Linked DNA regions of Homo sapiens: region 2 is linked to region 1. A link is a loop called in an ENCODE intact Hi-C map of the cell type or tissue named here. Cell type or tissue: PC-3. All regions are shown on one strand. Links, peaks and the distances in the headings refer to the core of each region. The heading gives the core; the rest is flanking DNA. Region 1 has its middle 63 kb from the start of GHR. Region 2 has its middle 120 kb from the start of GHR.

Region 1 (2,809 bases), core at 243-2,742:
GAATCTACAAAAAACTTAAACAAATTTACAAGAAAAAAATGAACAACCCCATCAAAAAGTGGGCAAAGGATACGAACAGACACTTCTGAAAAGAAGACATTTATGCCCCCAACAGACATATGAAAAAATGCTCATCAACCCTGGTCATCAGAGAAATGCAAATCAAAGCCACAATCAGATACCATCTCACACCGGCTAGAATGGTGATCATTAAAAAGTCAGGAAACAACAGATGCTGGAGAAGATGTGGAGAAATAGGAATGCTTTTACACTGTTGGTGGGAGTGTAAATTAGTTCAACCATTGTGGAAGATAGTGTGGTGATTCCTCAAGGATCTAGAACTAGAAATACCACAAGACCCAGCGATCCCATTACTGGGTATATACCCAAAGGATTATAAATCATGTTACTATAAAGACACATGCACACATATGTTCATTGCAGCACTATTCACAATAGCAAAGACTTGGAACCAACGCAAATGTCCATTAATGATGGACTGGATTAAGGAAATGTGGCACATATACACCATGGAATTCTATGCAGCCATAAAGAGGAGTTCATGTCCTTTGCAGGGACATGGATGAAGCTGGAAACCGTCATTCTCAGCAAACTATCACAAGGACAGAAAACGAAACACCACATCTTCTCACTTATAAGTGGGAGTTGAACAATGAGAACACATGGACACAGGGCAGGGAACATCACACACAGGGGCCTGTCGTGGTGGGGGGGTCTGGGGGAGGGATAGCATTAGGAAAAATACCTACTGTAAATGACAAGTTGAAGGGTGCAGCAAACCAACACGGCACATGTATACCTATGTAACAAACCTGCACGTTGTGCACAGGTACCCTAGAACTTAAAGTATAATTTTAAAAAATTTTTCAAAATAAAAAGTTAAACATAAAAAAAGTCTGTTCCAATAATACACAGGTATACTGTGGCTTGGGTCCTCCTTACAAACATGTTACCCTTTAAATAAATACTGGGCCAGATTGTGACAGAGCAGATTTGCTACACAGAGGCCTTTTTCTTGGAGGCCCCAAAGTCTCTCCCACTACGTACTGTGTATCCCTCAGGATCAGCAATAGAAAAATTAAAGTTGGAAAAAATTTTTTATGCTTCATGAATGGCTTAGAGCACCTCAAATACCTCGTGGAATAATTTTTATTTGCTCTAGTTGGAGACAACAAATAATTGGAGACAACAAAAGATGGTTTTAGACATAACTGTGGACTAGAGGGAGCTTTCTATGACACATGCAGACTTCTCTTTCTGGTTCCTTATGCCTTGAGCATCTCTCCTTTACTCTTCCCTCTGTCCATGTTCTGCCTTCAATTAACAACACTCTCAAGACTCTATTCTCTGAAGTGAAATTAAAGCCAGCAGTCGTCAGAGAAACTCTAACAGTGTTATTTTACTGTTTCAAATGTATGATACTGGATTACACAAGCCATTGTGACAAACTGCTGGTGTCCGGACATTACTTATAACACTGTTCCTATGAGTAAATGCTTTCCAAGTTACACACAGCTGACTCACAAATAAACTTTTGGCCCACAATCCATTTATATGTTGGGGACTGTTTGTACTAATATAAGATCCTTGCCACAGGATTTTTAAAAGCCATTGCAACAAATAATTCTTTTAATTTCTAAGAAAACCCACCACTTCTGCAAGTTGTATGTTGTTTTTATCTCTAGATATCAAATTGCCTTAAAGCAAAACTTCCCAGTATGGATATCTAGTTGGGAAAATAGTCTGACAACAACAAAGAGAAGATAAATGAGAAAGCAAGATTGAACATAACTCATTTACAAGAAAAGGCCTTTGATTCTGTACTTTGTCCTTCAGCTTCAGAATTCAATTTTCCTACTCTCAATTTTCTGCTGTTCAAATGCTGCAGTCGTTTTGTTGCTTGGATATAAATGGTGGACTCCAGCTCTGAAAGAAACAAAGTTGGTGAAAAATTCACAGGAAGCCAACTCCTTCTTTCAGTTCTTTGTCAAAGCCCTTTGTATTTTCAAAGTGATCAAAGGCACTTGCAGGTGAAAAGCCGAGAGCTGTCAGTGGTGCTAGGGAGGGCGTGCTGTGGAAATGCTATCCTTTTAGGAATACAGTTTTTTTCTGAAGGAGGAAGAGTGAGGGAATTGTATAAATAATCCTAGAGGCCATTGGAGTACAATTTTAACTTGTCAGCCCTATTTAAATTTGGGTCACTCTTGTTACTGGTTCTGGTTATAAAAAACCTCCCTCAGGGGGTAAGAATCCTTTCCTCTCCTCACAAGATCTTTCCTAATTCTCCTGCCTCCCCTTGTTCAGGCATCATGCTTGGAGGAGAGCAACATCATTTATGTAGCAGCCCATTTCAAGCTTCTTTTAGATGGAGATAATTACAGATGGAAAATGTGCCACAGAAAGAGACCACCTGTGGTCAGTGCCTCACAAATGGAAATGTAAAAGGTGACTTGTATGGATCACAATGCTCTGCAAAGCTAACTTCCTGAGTAATTTTAAATTCTTTTAAGATGGAATATCTCTCTTCAATTAAGATTTGGGATAATCAAATATTATAAGGGAGCCTTGGGACATAGCATATTTAAAGAGACTTGCCTGTGTGCACAACTCATGCTGAAATAGAAGTAGATTAAACTCCATGCCATTCATATAAAATCTCTAACCTGTGAGAGTTTATTATTTATAGTAGTGGGTCTGCAAACTACAGCCCTCAAGCTAAATCTGACTCATCGCCTGTTTCTTTGTTGTTTTTTTCAGCTTACCGGTTAACAATGGTTTTTATACTTTT
Region 2 (2,809 bases), core at 81-2,580, 59 kb before region 1:
TCTTACTCTTCCAAGTATATGTCCCTTTAGCGTAACCTATGCAAGCAGTTGTCAGTGATGTTGGTTATGAAAGGATGAGATGGGAAAAGGCAGTCACCCACCAAAGAGTGTAAGGCAAATTGGTATTTTTTAGCATAGTAACATTTCCAAAAACAATTTGCAAAAGTGGATGCTGTCCAGACTGATTTAATAAACAGGGACCTCTAAATAAGTTCTCAATAAAAAAGAATTATTTTAAGAAAATACCAACTAAGAATTGATCACCATTTTGGATTCTACATGCCTTATAACGTATATGTTTTTTCTTTAGGTAAAGCTCTGGGGGGTGGCATGAGGAGCTGCTCTTTTTTCTTCTGAATGATTACAAGAAGTTTTGGCAAGAATTTTCATAGATCAGAAAAAACATGGCACACATTGGGTGTGTAAATATAAACATATGCCAGCTTCAGGAGAGCATCTGTTCTTCACACACCTCTACTTGAAGCTGCATTCAGCTTCACAGTTATCTCTAGGAACCAATTCCTTTTGAAGGCATCACTCAGCAATGCATATTTTACTGAATATTTGGGAAAAAAATGGGAAAGCAGTTTTGTGTTAAACGCCATAAGCAGGCATTCAATAAACATCCCATTCAATCCATCTTTTCTGCACTCAGGCCTCTCTTGGTTTCCTACCATCCTGACATCTTCCCACCCCAATTCTTTCCCCATTTGCTGGATAAATATATTTTGTTCCATGTCCTTCCAAAAGCTCAACCTGAGACAGCTAACCCTCCTGACAGATACACAGCTTACTGGAAAATGTAGTCAAGTCTTTGCCCCACCCCCATTTATTTCTCCCCATTTTACTACTGGCTTGACTAGCCTTCCATACCCCACTGGAACTTTGGGTGACAAATTTTTGTCCAATGCATTACATGTATAAGCAGAAGGGTAGAAAACATCCTTTGCACACTTGGCCTGATTAACAAAAATTTAGCTTAGTATCAGGATTCCTTGGGCCTTAACTTCTCAGTGCTACACATTCCACACAAATTTGAATAACATCTGTGAAATATTTTGGGACACTTAAAAGTTGTGGTTATATGAGAATACAAAGTGTCATTATTCTTCTCTCTCTTGCTCCCATAATTCTGGCCTAAATGCGGAAAAGCAATACAGAATTAGCTAATAACAACACTTGGCCATAGTTAACAGTACAACATGCATAGTGTGCAGGCAAAAGAATCTCCTTTTTATATGACATGCATATGAGAAATATCACCGTCACAATTTGGCTCATATCCTTGTGATGACTCCCAAACATAGCAATGACTAAGTTGATAAATGCTTTTCTTTTGGATAAATCAAAATGCCCTGTGACAATATTGCTCTGGCCTAATGCAGTGCAGAGGGATCTATTTACATTCTGTGTAAACTGCCATTCTCGGAGGAAAAGTGTTCGTACTTGAGTTTCTGCCATTCATTCTGTTTTGAAAATTTGGGCTGATTGCTTTCTTTGGTCCCATCTATGTACTAATTCATTACGGCAGCCCCATGTACTTGCACGGGTTATATCAAAGGCACATTTGGCTTTGTCCTGTCATTTCAATCATCTGTCTATCCAGGCATTCATTCACAAAATGCTTGTTGGCTACCTATTATTTACAAGGCACCTCACAACAAGGCATCTTTGTACCTTCTTATAGGGGTTATAAAGATACATAAGGTAATTCCCCATCTTCATTAAGTGCACATTTAATCAAGGAAGGCATACATACACACCAAACAACAGCAACAACAAAACAGACAACTATGAACAGTAAAGACAAAATTGAAATAGAAGGGGAGGTTGTTTCTTGCCTGAGGCAAGTACGGCAGCCAGAATAATCTTTCCAAAAAAGCACATCCAATAATGTCTGCCTTCTACCTAAATCCCTCATATGATTCTCCATCATATTAAGAAAAAAAACAAAAACAAAAACAAAAAAAACCTAAGCACTTCAAACCAGTATGCCACTTCTTAGCCAGCCTCAAGTTCTGCTCTTCTCTCTTATTCATTACACTTCAGCCACACCGGCCTTCAACTCAAAGAGGATGTTGAACATAGATTTTTGTAAAATTGCTCACCTCTTGCCTGTCTTGTGTTTACTATGTCAAAGGGGCCCCACCTGTAACATGTCAACACAGTGGAGTCACCATGAAAATACATTTGGTAAAGAGTTTAAATTCCTAACAGATGTCAGGGAAAGGAAGGAAGAATTTATGGCATGACTTTTGATCACACCCATATCATTGTACTTTGGTTTTAAAGTGGGGCCCACAATAGCCCCAGAACTCAAAATTAGGAAAGAACTGTCCTGGAAAAGCCTTCTCTGTTTATCTGTATTTTAGAAGTTTAACATTTTAGAAATGAAATGGTGTTTTTTATAATAACAATAGCCGCTGATCTTTTTGAGCACTTTGCTATGTGTATGTGTCAGTCTTTACACATATCATTTAGTTAATTCCCCCAATACCTGTGAAGTAGTGCTACTATTATCATTATCTTCCAAATGAGGCAGCACACTTAGAGAGATCAATACTTTGCTTAAAAAATAATTTGTTACCTGGAGTGAGTTTTAAAAACTATACATCATTTAATATTGATAAAATAAATTTTTGTTAAACCATAGAACAGCTGGATTAGCTAAATCCTTCTGGACTGTTTATAATTCCAAGCAGCATTTGCACCTGCGATGTATATTGAAAACCTAGAAATATAAAACTATTGCAAATGACAGTTCTTCTGTAGGCTTCGGCCTAGAGTTGAGCACACAAACAAACAAACA

Evidence for each region. A loop is a pair of places that touch in the nucleus more often than their neighbours do. Peaks named below come from ENCODE experiments on the same cell type or tissue, not always from the same donor. Only the 100,000 strongest peaks of a DNase experiment are listed, where the experiment ranks them.
Region 2: it touches region 1 in a loop (6-fold over the local background); 2 of 110 quality-filtered maps call a loop at or near these places.

The regions. Positions count from the first base shown.
Region 1 is chr5:42,358,777-42,361,585 of GRCh38, forward strand. No RefSeq gene overlaps it. Among named protein-coding and RNA genes, the nearest start is that of GHR, 63 kb to the right of the region's middle. In PC-3, for the core only: no CTCF peak of the experiment used is centred there; a DNase peak (open chromatin) is centred at 1,525; H3K4me3 peaks cover 955 bases; H3K27ac peaks cover 1,870 bases.
Region 2 is chr5:42,300,262-42,303,070 of GRCh38, forward strand. No RefSeq gene overlaps it. Among named protein-coding and RNA genes, the nearest start is that of GHR, 120 kb to the right of the region's middle. In PC-3, for the core only: no CTCF peak of the experiment used is centred there; DNase peaks (open chromatin) are centred at 1,290 and 2,130; H3K4me3 peaks cover 1,070 bases; H3K27ac peaks cover 2,030 bases.